Regions from separate parts of the Homo sapiens genome. Here region 1 is linked to region 2. A link is an interaction called in ENCODE POLR2A ChIA-PET data of the cell type or tissue named here. Cell type or tissue: MCF 10A. All regions are shown on one strand. Each heading gives the region's core, and the rest is flanking DNA. Links, peaks and the distances in the headings are about the cores only.

Region 1 (6,934 bases), core at 887-5,886, 69 kb after region 2:
AAATAGAAGGTAAGTAGTTAGAATGGATTGAACCTGTGCAAATTAACTGTAGTTTTCTTGGAAATTAATTCTAAAGTACTCAACCACAAAATTATTTTTTTCATGTGTTCTTCCAAAGAGTTTAATAGTGTTGACATTTTAAATGTATAGTCTCCCATGTTGTTGTTTATTAAGTTTTCAACTATGAGGAATGTCATTTAGCCAGTTTCTGCTAATAGACATTTAGCTTGTATATTTCTTTATGATTACAAATCTGTAAAAAATATTGCTGTTTACACATTTCTGTGTATATCTCTCATTCTCCTGATTAAACCAAGAAATGGAGTAGATAGATGCAAGAGGTGTGATTATTTTTAAGGTTCTTAAAACATAACAAATTATCATCCAATTTTAAACTTTATACTTTTCAACTTGGGATTTGGCTTTTTGTTTCTGTGTAATTTCTGTGTCCTTACTGAGAATCTCTACTTGCTGATTCGTGGTTGTCATACATCCCCTTCAATTTTTAAATATGATTTTCTTTGGTTCTTTCAACATATTTTAATATTCTTGGTTTTATTTTTAAGTGAGGCTTCTTAGGAGTTCCCCTGTGTCTGCATAGTTTAGTAGTCAGGTATAATTGTACTTCAAACACCGTGACCTAATAAGAGTTATGTTCTTTGCCAATGGATCTGTTTGTGGATGGAGGAGCATATTCAAAGTTGAGGCTGTTTTCAAGTTTGCCCAGCTATTACTTTGCACTGGGCCCTTTGGGTCTCAGAGTTATCCAGGAGTTTATGAATAGGTTGAGCTTTCTCTGGTTTCACCTGCACATGTAGCAGCCTCTGTTAGGAATGCTTGCCGCAATTACCACTACAAACTTAGGCTGGTAAAATCTTGGCTATCCTCAGCTACGATGACCTCCAAAGTATCACCTCCACAAACAAGTTTGCCTCGTGCTCCAAGTTAAGTGAGTTGTCTCCATCTGTACCAAAGAAGTTCTCATCTTCACAGCCTGCCCCGGCCTCGAAGAAATTCCATTTTGAGGGGGTGGAGAGGAGCATAGGAGGAGCACTGAGCCCAGCCACCAGTTTTTCAGTGCATAAAAGCTTCCCACATTGTATGTGTTTAGATTTCTAAACTGCTGAAATGGTGGGTTTTGTCATTTTTGGCCAGCTTTACTTTTGCTTTTCAGTGGGAAGGTTTTTTGAGCTCCTTAATCTCCCATAGACAGAAATCCTGCCCCTCTTGTTGAATCGTCCCAGATTTGGCTAGTTGGAGCCCCTTCAAACTAGCTTCTGTGTCAGATAATAGTTTTAAAGCCTTCCTTACTGTGCCAGGAATTTATGTGTTCAAATGTGGGTGTGCCGGGAGCAGTGGCTCACACCTATAATCCCAGCTTTTAGGAGGCCAAGGTGGGAGGATTGCTTGAGACCAGTAGTTCAAGACCAGCCTGGTCAGCATAATGAGACACCGGCTCTACAAAAAATTTTTAAAATGTGGTGAGAGGATAGTTTGAGCCCAGGAGTTCTAGGCTGCAGTGAATTATGATCATGCCACTGTAGCCTGGGCAACAGAGTGAGACCCCAGGGCAAAAAAAAAGGTGGGGGGTTCTTTTATTTAATTGCAGTTCCTCTAAGCTTCATTTTTTAAAGTAATTCAGAAAGGGAATTAATTGTAAAAAAAATTTTTTGGTAAACCAGGTAACAGAAACTTTCTTTATTCCCAAAAGCACCATAGTAAACACCGTATGTGTTTCTCAGAAAGACAGAATCCATTGATGTAATGGATGCGGTTGGAAGTAATATTGTGGTTAGCACAAGAACTGGAGAAGTGATGAGGATTTTGCCACGTATGCATGAGGACATCAATGAAGAGTGGATCTCTGATAAAACCAGGTATATGCTATATTGTTTTCCTTAACTTTTACAGTTTATTTAAAGGAAATTTTATAATAATTTTGAAGAATTATCTTTTATATTTGCAAATTAGTTACTGAATATAGACTACTGGAATCTGAGTTGCTTATATAATGTGATAATACTGACTTTAATAGTCCTAGGTCAATCCCTGGATATTGTATTTACTTTGAGAAAGATATTTTTTCCTCCCACATGGAGAAATTCAAGTAGATTGATACATTCTCAACTTATTTCAGTTTGTTCATTAGAGAAAAGAAGCTAGGCTGGGCGCAGTGACTCACACCTGTAATCCCAGCACTTTGGAAGGCCGAGGTGGGATGATTGCTTGAAAAAGAAGCTGAATAGAAGAGTTTGCACAATATAATTTTGATAAAATATTTAGAGATACTCATGCTTTGTAAATAAAAATGATTTGACTTTTTTAGCTGTCAGATTTTTTTGTGTTGTAATTTTAAGATTGTTCAGTTAGCTGAAAGTATAAGAAATCAAACTTTTTTTTGTATGATTTAAGGGAAGAAATCAAACTTTCAGATGGTATTTTAGTTTTAGGTGAAGTTCATAAAATCTATTAGTTCATCTCTAAAAATATCTGGAATAATTACTTGTATCTAGGTGTTTAGATATTTGACACTTTAACCAGTACTGTATTTAAATAACATTTCTTGTTGATTTAACTTGAAAATTATAGTTACTTCTTTAGCAAGATTCCACAATGGTGTAATTTCTGTTTTCTAGATTTGCCTATGATGGGCTAAAACGTCAAAGACTTACCGAGCCAATGGTCAGAAATGAAAAAGGGCTTTTAACCTATACTTCTTGGGAGGATGCGCTCTCTCGCGTAGCTGGAATGGTAAAATTTGAAATAAATAGTGTTAAATAGTGTTTGTGATTATCAAGAAACATCTTTGCCATGAAGGGGGGGATGTATATTTCTTCCCTTTTTTACTTTTACCAAGATTATGATTTAATCTCCTTCCATTTTACAGACATCTACTGAGGACATATGCTAGATATTATGCTATTAAGGGATATAAAGACCAGAGACACATCATTCCTGCATCCTACAATCTTGTAGTAGAGAAAGTTGCACAATTCAGCAATTATTATATGCAGCTATGAGTAATTATATAAGGAGTAATATGAGTGAGAGCACGTAGGAGGAATGCCTAACTAGGACAGGCATATCAAGATGCCTTCCTTGGAGGTTGCAGTGAGCCGAGATCGCACCACTGCACTCCAGTCTGGGTGACACAGCGAGACTCCATCTCAAAAAAAAAAAAAGCTGCCTTCCTACAGAAGGTGATTCTTAAAGAAGAATCTGAGAATGAATATAAGCTTGCCAGAGTACAAGTGGAGGGAATAGTTTTCTTGTTAGAGAAAGACAACATAAAGCACTAGAGGGAAAGGCAGATACTTCAGAGGAGGTCGCATTTAAGGTAACTATAGTTCCACTTCATTCTCCAGACCTCATTTTGAAGTGCCTTTGTTCCTAAATATAAAACAGCTTCCTTCTAAGTTGATGTTATTAGCTGTGGCCCCACATAACACCTCTGCAGCTTTTCACTTTTAGATTAATTAATAATTGTTGTACAACTTTTTTTGTGTTTTTGAGATGGAGTTTTGCTGTTGTCGCCCAGGCTGGAGTGCGGTGGCGCGATCTCGATCTCGGGTCACTGCAGCCTCTGCCTCCTTGGTTCAAGCAGTTCTCCTGCCTCATCCTCCCGAGCAGCTGGGGATACAGGCGTATGCCACCATGCCCAGCTGATTTTTGTATTATTAGTAGAGATGGGATTTCACCATGTTGGCTAGGCTGGTCTTAAAGTCCTGACTGCAGGTGATCCGCCCACTTCTGCCTCCCAAAGTACTGGGATTACAGGCATGAGCCAGTGTGCCTGGGCATGTTGTAAAACTTTTAATCAGAAGTCTGTTAACTTTTTTTGTACTTGAAAACAAGTACTGTTTTATTTTCTGAACATTTCATTGTGGTCTTTGCTGCGTGTAGGTTTCTTGGTGATGCCCTTTTCATCTGTTTCTAGTTGCAGAGTTTTCAAGGCAAAGATGTGGCAGCAATTGCAGGTGGCTTGGTGGATGCTGAAGCCCTGGTAGCTCTCAAAGATTTGCTTAATAGAGTGGACTCTGACACCTTATGCACTGAAGAGGTCTTCCCCACTGCAGGAGCTGGGTGAGAAATATGAAGCTAGGATCTAGGCTTTCCTTTCTTTTTTTAGTTACAAGTTATGTATAAAATGTGACAACCTGGATTCTCCAACATATCCCCCAGTTTATTTTCATATATAGACCAAGATCAAACCAGAAGTTGTAGGAAATAGAGGAATCCACTTATCACTAAGTATCTCAGGCACAGTGGCTCACGCCTGTAATCCCAGCACTCTGGGAGGCCAAGGCAGGCAGATCGCCTAAGTGCAGGAGTTTGAGACCAGCCTGGCCAACATGGCGAAACCCCGTCTCTACTAAAAATACAAAAAAATTAGCCAGACGTGGTGGTGTGCGCCTGTAATTCCAGCTACTTGGGAGGCTGAGGCAGGAGAATTGCTTGAACCTGGGAGGTGGAGGTTGCAGTGAGCCAGGATCACGCCACTGCATTCCAGCGTGGGAGACAGAGTGAGACTCTATCTGAGAAAAAAAATAAGTATCTGAAATGTTCATTTAATTTAGAAATACTTCATAAAATTTTTTGTTTGAGAAGGCAATGGGTTTGATGATAGGAGAATATTTCATGGATTCTCTGTATGTCTTAATTTTAAAGTAAATTTGCATTTTATATATTGTATTTCTAGCACAGATTTGCGTTCCAATTATCTTCTTAATACTACAATTGCTGGTGTGGAAGAGGCAGATGTTGTTCTTCTGGTTGGTACAAACCCACGTTTTGAGGCACCACTGTTTAATGCTAGAATTCGAAAGAGGTTGGTAATAGTATTTATTCAAGGTTTAAAAATATTTATGTAATTTTTTTGTTTTATATGTGAAAAATGGCATCTTCCTAATAGTGTTAGTGGTAGTGAGACTCCAAAAGATAACTGGAAGACAATTTTTTTTTTTTTTTTTGGTGGGACGGAGTCTCACTCTGTCACCCAGGCTGGAGTGCAGTGGCAGGATCTCGGCTCTGCAAGCTCCGCCTCGAGATGGGGTTTCACCATGTTAGCCAGGATGGTCTCGATTTCCTGACCTCGTGATCCGCCCGCCTCAGCCTCCCAAAGTGCTGGGATTTCAGGTGTGAGCCACTGCACCGAGCCTTTTTTTTTTTTTAATTTTTTTAATTTTTTAGATTTTTAAAAAATTATTTTTATTTTTATTTTTTATTTTTTTGTCTTTGAGACAGAGTCTCGCTTTGTCGCCCAGGCTGGATTGCAGTGGTGCGATCTCGGCTCACTTCAAGCTCCGCCTCCCGGGTTCACGCCATTCTCCTGCCTCAGCCTCCCGAGTAGCTGGGACTACAGGCGCCCGCCCCTGCACCCAGCTTATTTTTTGTATTTTTAGTAGAGACGGGGTTTCACCGTGGTCTCGATCTCCTGACCTTGTGATCCGCCCGCCTCAGCCTCCCAAAGTGCTGGGATTACAGGTGTGAGCCACCGCGCCCGGCCTTTTTAATTTTTTAGAGATGGAGCCTTGCCATGTTGCCAGGCTAGTCTCGAGCTCCTGGGTTCAGGCCATCCTCCCACCTTGGCCTCCCAAAGTACTGGGATTACAGGCATGAACTGCCACGCCCAGTTGCAACAATTTCTAATAGGTCCGTTTTCTCCTCTCCTTGCGAGTCTTTTAAATTTACTTTATTAGCTTTTTATTTTGAAATAATTCAAGATGCTTGAAATGGTCTTTGTATACCATTTTGTATATTGTTCACATAGATTAACTGATGTTAACATCTTGCCATATTTGTATTATGATTCTCAGTGTGTGTGTATATATATATATATATATATACACACTACATATATATGTGTGTGTGAATCTAATTTTCTGAATCATTTGGAAGTTTCTGGTGGACATGGTGCCCTTTTATACCTAAATTCTCAGCGTGGATTTCCTGAGAACAAGGAGCATTCTCTTAAATAATGAAGAAATTTAGGCTGGGCGTGGTGGCTCACGCTTGTAGTCCCAGTACTTTGGGAGGCTGAGGCAGGTGGATCACCTGAGGTCAGGAGTTTGAGACCAGCCTGACCAACATGGAGAAACCCATCTCTACTAAAAATACAAAATTAGCCGGGCATGGTGGCGCATGCCTGTAATCCCAGCTACTTGGGAGGCTGAGGCAGAAGAATCGCTTGAACCTGGGAAGCGAAGGTTGTGGTGAGCCAAGATCATGCCACTGTACTCCAGCCTGGGCAACAAGAGCAACACTCCATCTCAAAAAAAAGAAATTTAGTTTTTTTGGTTTCTGAGATCTCAGTTTCGGGTCACTGTATCCTCTGCCTCCTGGGTTCAAGCAATTCTCCTGCCTCAGCTGCCTGAGTAGCTGGGAATACAGGCATATGCCACCACGTCCAGCTAGTTTTTGTGTTAGGGGTCTTGCTCTGCCACACAGGCTAAGGTATATTAGCATGATCACACCTCACTGCAGCCTTGACCTCCTGGGCTCAAATGATGCTCCCACCACAACCTCCTGAGTAGCTGGGACTGCAGGCATGCACCACCATGCCCAGCTAATTTTTTAAAATACCTTTTGTAGAGACAGGATCTCCCTATGTTGCCCAGGCTGGTCTTGAACTCCTGAGCTCAAGTGTTCCTCCTGCCTTGGCCTCTGAAAGTGCTGGGAGTAATAGACATAAGCCACTGCATCCAGCCAGAAATTTAGTTTTGATACAATATTATTTCATAAGCCTACGTTTATATTTAAATTTCATTGATTTTTTTTTTCATAATTTCTTTTATAGCAATTTTTTTGTTTCCTCAGGATCCATTCTGGAGTCATACATTACAATTAGTTTCATGACTCTTCTGGTCCCTTTTTTGACTTTTTTTTTTTTTTTTTTTTAAGAACACAAGCCAGTTATTTTCTAGCATGCTTTCTG
Region 2 (6,934 bases), core at 822-5,821:
ATGAAATTGTGATTTTGTGGATTACAGAACATAGTATAGACTATAGTAAATACTAATACTGCTAACGCAAAGGAATGGAAACTAGCAGAGCTCTACTAAGTACCCCCTTCACTGACGACATCTATTCATCCGGTCTCACAAAACACTGAAAAATATGCCAAGATTGAATCAAGGGATTGCGGGTAGGTGTGGAAGCCTATACATTCTTATAGGGCAGAGGGATATTTGTAGTTTGAAAAAGTGCACCCCCTACCCCCGACCTCCACCGTGAGAATTCCTGCTTTAGATTTCCTAGACTTGGTCTTTAACAGCGGAAAAAAACAAAATCCTGTGCTTCTCTGGCAGCTGACCTTTCATGGCCTAACAATGTGCAATTTCAGGTATCACATGGTTGAGCTGAAGTTAGACCATACAAAAATAAAGATAGCGGCCAGGTGTGGTGGCTCACACCTGTAATCCCAGCACTTTGGGAGGCCGAGGCGGGCGGATCACGAGGTCAGGAGATCGAGACCATCCTGGCTAACATGGTGAAACCCCGTCTCTACTAAAATACAAAAAAAAATTAGCCGGGCGTGGTGGCGGGCGCCTGCAGTCCCAGCTACTCGGGAGGCTAAGGCAGGAGAATGGCGTTAACCCAGAAGGCGGAGCTTGCAGTGAGCCGAGATCGTGCCACTGCACTCCATCCTGGGCAACAGAGCGAGACTCCGTCTCAAAAAAAAATAATAATAAAAAATAAAATTAAAAAAATAAAGATAGCTAGCCGTCAGAGGTAAGCTCACCACATCAAGGCATGCCTACCTTCAAGCTCCATGCTTCTCATCCCTTGAATTTATGAATTCTGAGTCCTGCCTCAGGTACACAGATGTGCCCACATCTGCCAGGCCCACAAATGGTGACCAGGGATAAAAATCAAACCTTTAGGCCGGGCACTTTGGGAGACCGAGGTGGGTCAGAAATTCGAGACCAGCCTGGCCAATGTGGTGAAACCCCGTCTCTAATAAAAATACAGAAAAATTAGCTGGGCATGGTGGCGCATGCCTGTAATCCCAGCTACTTGGGAGGCTGACGCAGGATAATTCCTTGAACACGGGAGGCGGAGGTTGCAGTGAACCGTGATCACACCACTGCACTCCAGCCTGGGCAACAGCGAGACTCCGTCTCAAAAAAAAAAAAAAAAAAAAAAAAAATCAAGTCTTTAAGGCCAGGCGTGGTGGTTCATGCCTGTAATCCCAGCACTTTGGGAGACTGAGGCGGGTGGATCACCTGAGGTCAGGAATTCAAGACTAGCCGGGCCAACGTGGTGAAACCCCGTATCTACTAAAAATACAAAAATTAACCGGGCGTGGTGGTAGGTGCCTGTAGTCTCAGCTACTCCAGAGGCTGAGGCAGGAGAATCACTTGAACCTGGGAGGCGGAGGTTGCAGTGAGCCGAGATTGTGCCATTGCACTCCAGCCTGGGCGACAGAGCGAGACTCCGACTCAAAAAAAATAAATAAAAATAAATAAACGTTAAAATTCACACTTAACCAATATGTGATTCCATCTCTTCACTATCAGGACACACTGAATCACAGAAAGTAAAATCTCCTGATGAGCCTTATACCATGCATTCGAAGAACATTCCATCTCTGCTAATTTAACTTGCCTTTTCATAAGCAAAAGCCTACCCAGACAAAGGAGGGCTGGGTGACCCCCATCCATTACCGATTTTCAGTCTGCAGCAGAACAGCTAGTAGCAGTGGTTTCCATTCAAAAAACAAACTTCTTACACAAACATAGGCTGGTCGAAAGAATTAATTTGTACAGTATGTTCATTGCTTACTTTTCTCCAGGATTGCATGATGAATTTTTATGGAGGGGGGTGGGGGAAGGGAAGAACCACATTCAAAACCCAACATCATTCTTCTCTACACTGTCATTTCAAAAGCCAGATAAAAGTGGAATGAGGAATGCAGCCGTTCTGAACACCACCCTCCATTTCATTCTGGAACCGGGAAGGTACACCCAGGCATGACAATAGCTTCTCTCCTCACAGAAATTTAACTGGTAAGTGCTTTCCTGTTTGTTTTCCTCAAACTGACACATTTACAGTGGACCTGATGAGGATTCCTGCAGATGATTTATTTACAAAACAGCATTTGACTAACTACCAGCTGGCAAAAAAGGAAAAGGACTCCTGATCGTTTACAAAATGCTCTGTCTGCAGATTCATATTTTTGGTCTTGGCAAAAGTGTTTAGGGACGATCCTACAGGGTTCGCTACAGCTGCTGATTAATCCTAAAACACTGCAAGAGAGAAAATGAGCATGTTGCTGGGGTGGGCGGACAAAGAACTTTCAGTAATTTTCTCAGCTTTTACCTACATAATTACAGCTCATAAATCTGTCTTTTAAGGAGTTGTGATCTAGAAATAGTCAAACATCATTTGTGGAAGGCTCACTGTTGAGAAACTAGTAGAAAAAAATGGTACTCCGAGATGAAAGCTGATATTGCCCTCTTTAGATTACAAGGTGGGAAAAAAGTTATAAATTGAGTTGTAATGCAGCTCCCCGCCACTGGCTCCCCATTTTTACGATGAAAGGCTTGTGGTTTGTTGGGCCTTCCCATTTGTTTGTTGTTGTTGCCTTTTTGAATCTCGCTATCAATTTCTTGTTAGAATAATTGGTATCTGGGCTCTCCCAACAAGGGGTAGATGGCTAAATGCAGGGAAGACTGTGGGAGACAAGGGTTCAGCTATTCAATTATTCCTTTTCTAGTCAGAAACTGTGAGCACCAATTGTCTTTTATCTTTTCCTCCAAAAGAAAGCTGATGAAAACCAAATCAAGTTTGATAACAGGACTTTCACTGGCAATAATGCTCTTAAATTGCCTTTTTCACTTAAGGCAGACTCATTCACCCAAGAATCCACAAACCTGTTGTTAAATTAATCCGATGGTAATTTTGTCTTGTTAAAAAAAAAAAGGCCAAGGGACCTTTCCTGGGTCTCAAGTTATAAGTAATTATTCTTAGTGAATAATTCTCATCATATTTGTACATCTTCCAGACACTAGATTATTATGTTTTTCATGGCCTATTTTATGATTTTATCTGATTTAAGTCATTTAGTTTATAAAAGGTCATACATTTTCTGTTACTTGACTGCTAATTGTCATGTCCCTGAGATAAATATTTAATAACAGATCATGTTAACCAGAATGATAATCATGTAAAAAATAAATGAAGTAGAAAAGATTGAATATGCAAAACTGATAATAGATGTGTTACTCTGATGGTGAGATTATAGATGTGTCAGGGAGAAAAAACTTCTCCTGTTCCCTCTTAGATTTGTTATCAGGCACCAGCAAATGAAATTGACAGAAGAAAGATTAGCAAGAGAAAACAAAATTTAATTTTATGTATGTAGATATGGGCGTTCCCAAGTAAATGTGACTCAGAGGTTGCTGAGTGAGCTATGATTGTGCCACTGCATTCCAGCCTGGGCAACCAGAACCTAACCCTAGCTTAAAAAAAAAAAAAAAAAAAAGTGACTCAGATGGGTAGTTAGAATTTAGGGCTTATATGCCATCTTTTTTTCTTTTTCTTTTTTTAATGTGTGTGTTTTTTTGTTTTTTGTTTTGTTTTATATATGCCATCTTAATAGGAGAATAGGAGAAATGGAAGAGAAGGGCACTTACGGGAAAACAAGTGATTTTTGGAAACATAAATGGGTCCTTAGGAGAACAGACTGGTGATATGATAGTTTTAGTGACAGTAACTGTTCAGGCATGGTGTGGAGACTTCTCATCTCTGGTGATAAGATATGGCCAGGAGTTCGAGACCAGCCTTTAGTAGAGACTCTGTCTCTACTAAAAATACAAAAATTAGCCAGAAGTGGTGGCATGTGCCTGTAGTCCCAGCTATTTGGGAGGCTAAGACAGGAAAATTGCTTGAACCCGGGAGGCGGAGGCTGCGGTGAGCTAAGATCGTGCCACTGCACTCTAGCCTGGGAGACAGAGCAAGACTCCGTCTCAAAACACAAAACAAAACAAAAAATAACTGAATGAATTGGGTATAGTTCCTCCATGTTAAGTGCTTTACGTAACTGGATACAGTGGAGACCAATATTCAACCAAAAGTGATCGCTATAAACACATAAACTATCATCATTATGAAAGTGCTTGAGGAACACTCGTGGGTGGGTCAGGCATGGGATAAAGGCAGAGTTAATCTGAAAAAGAAAGGAAAAGAAAAGCCTTCATGGAGAATGAGTTTGAAAGGAGGTAGACAACCTGGCAGCTTGAAAAAGGTGGAGAATCCAAGCAGGAATATATATGTGCCTGCTTGAATTTTCATTAGGACCAAATTGTCCCTAGGCATGAAAAATAATAAAATACAAAGTTGAATTGACGTTAAATCATTGAACCTAGAAAAAAATAGCATATAGATATGATATCCTTAATTTTTCACAAAACTTTCTCTTTAACGGTTTATAATGATAAACCTCTAATTGAGTGGAAAAATCTGGCAATGAAACATTTTACTTAATTGTATAAGTGAGAGTTGACAGAGCTTTTTCTTTATTCAGTTGTGCCATATAAAAATGCTATTTGCAGGCCGGGCACGGTGGCTCATGCGTGTAATCCGAGCATTTTGGGAGGCTGAGGCAGACTGATCACCTGAGTTCGGGAGTTTGAGACCAGCCTGACCAACATGGAGAAACCCCGTCTCTACTAACAATACAAAAAAATTAGCCCAGTGTGGTGGCACATGCCTGTAACCCCAGCTACTTGGGAAGCTGAGGCAGGAGAATCGCTTGAACCTGGAAGGCGGAGGTTGCAGTAAGCCAAGATTGTGCCATTGCACTCCAGCCTGGGCAATAAGAGTGAAACTCTGTCTCAAAAAAAAAAAAAAGAGTAAAAATGCTATTTGCTATTCACAATAGCAAAGACCTGGAATCAACCTAACTGCCCATCAATAATAGACTGGATAAAGAAAGTGTGGCTCATATACACCATGGAATACTGTGCAGCCATGAAAAGGAATTAGATCATGTCCTTTGCAGGGACATGGATGGAGCTGGAAGCCATTATCCTCAGCAGACTAATACAGGAACAGAAAACGAAACACAGGGCCAGGCATGGTGGCTTAGGCCTGTAATCCCAGCACTTTGGGAGGCTGAGCAGGCAGATCACCTGAGCCTGGCCGACATGGTGAAACCCCGTCTCTACTAAAAATACAAAAATTAGCCAGTCATGGTGGCGCACACCTGTAGTCCCAGCTACTTGGGAGGCTGAGGCACGAGAATTGCTTGAACCTGGGAGGCAGAGGTTGCAGTGAGCCGAGATTATGCCACTGCCCTCCAGTCTGGGTGACAGAGTGAGACTCTGTCTCTGAAAAAAAAAAAAAGAAAGAAAAGAAAGAAAAGGGCCGGGCGCAGTGGCTCACGCCTGTAATCCCAGCACTTTGGGAGGCCGAGGCGGGTGGATCATGAGGTCAGGAAATCGAGACCATCCTGGCTAACACAGTGAAACTCCGTCTCTACTAAAAATACAAAAAATTAGCCGGGCATCGTGGCGGGCGCCTGTAGTCCCAGCTACTCGGGAGGCTGAGGCAGGAGAATGGCGTGAACCCGGGAGGCGGAGCTTGCAGTGAGCCGAGATCATGCCACTGCACTCCAGCCTGGGCAACACAGCAAGACTCCGTCTCAAAAAAAAAAAAAAAAAAAGAAAGAAAAGAAAACCAAACACGGCATGTTCTCACTTATAAGTAAGAACTGAATGATGAGAACACATGGACACGTGGGGGTAACAACACACTGGGGGCATGTGGGAGGGCTAGGGGAAAGAGAGCATCAGAAAGAATAGCTAACGGATGCTGGGCTTAATACCTAGGTGATGGGTTGATTCGTGCAGCAAACCACCCTGACACACATTTACCTATGTAACAAACCTGTACATCCTGCACTTGTATCCCAGAACTTAAAATAAAAGTTGAAAAAACAAACAACAACAAAAAAGTGCTTTTTTTTTTTTTGGAGACAGAGTCTTACTCTGTCACCCAGGCTGAAGTGCAGTGGCTGCGATCTCAGCTCACTGCAACCTCTACCTCCTAGGTTCAAGCGATTCTCACACTTCAGCCATTAGAGTAGCTGGGATTACAGGCGTGTACCACCATGCCTGGCTAATTTTTGTATTTTTAGTAGAAACGGAGTTTCACCATGTTGGCCAGGCTGGTCTCCGACTCCTGGCCTCAAGTTATCCAACCACGTCAGCCTCCCAAAGTGTTCAGATTACAGGTGTGAGTCACCGAGCCTGGCTGTGACCTTGACCATTTTTGATCTAACAAAATGGCAGTTTCTTATGCTTTGACATAAAAATGGATCAAAATGTAATAAAAATAGAAGGCTGGGCCTAATGGCCCACACCTGTAGTCCCAACACTTTGGGTGGCCAAGATGGGAGGATTGCTTGAGCCCAAGAGTTCGAGACCAGCCTGGGCACCGTAGTGAGTCCTTGTTTCTACCAAAAATTTAAGAATTAGCCAGGCATGGTAGTGCATGCCTGTAGTCCCAGCTACTTAGGGAGCTGAGGCAGGAGGTCCTAGTTACTTAGGAAGCTGAGGCAGGAGGATTGTTGGAGCCTGGAAGGTGGAGGCTGCAATGAGATGTGATCATGCCACTGCATTCTAGCCTGAATGACAGAGTGAGACCCTGCCTGGAAAAAAAAAAAAAGTTACATATATTTATATATGTAAATATTTGTCTCATTTTATATAAATATTTGTTTTGTGTATTTCTACACATTAAAACCATAGTAAGCATAACATTTGTTTGTTTATTTTTGAAACATGGCTCTCTCTGTTGCCCAGGCTGGAGTGCAGTAGTACTATCACAGTTCACTGTAACCTCGACCTTCTGGGCCCAAGTAATCCTCCCACTTCTGAGTAGCTAGGACTC

The links. ChIA-PET counts read pairs that join two places held together with the same protein. Peaks named below come from ENCODE experiments on the same cell type or tissue, not always from the same donor. Only the 100,000 strongest peaks of a DNase experiment are listed, where the experiment ranks them.
Region 1: POLR2A ChIA-PET joins it to region 2 with 5 read pairs; 5 of 35 experiments call an interaction of 5 or more read pairs at or near these places.

The regions. Positions count from the first base shown.
Region 1 is chr2:206,139,835-206,146,768 of GRCh38, reverse strand. NDUFS1 (NADH:ubiquinone oxidoreductase core subunit S1) reads left to right here. Exons shown (of 19, transcript NM_005006.7): 9 at 1,743-1,877; 10 at 2,637-2,751; 11 at 3,938-4,083; 12 at 4,700-4,828. Among named protein-coding and RNA genes, the nearest start is that of NDUFS1, 16 kb to the left of the region's middle. In MCF 10A, for the core only: no CTCF peak of the experiment used is centred there; no DNase peak of the experiment used is centred there.
Region 2 is chr2:206,208,419-206,215,352 of GRCh38, reverse strand. It overlaps CMKLR2 (chemerin chemokine-like receptor 2), which reads left to right and starts at 1,982. Exons shown (of 2, transcript NM_001389445.1): 1 at 1,982-2,046. The region is part of intron 1 of CMKLR2-AS (CMKLR2 antisense RNA); the gene reads right to left. In MCF 10A, for the core only: a CTCF peak has its summit at 2,564; a DNase peak (open chromatin) is centred at 3,452.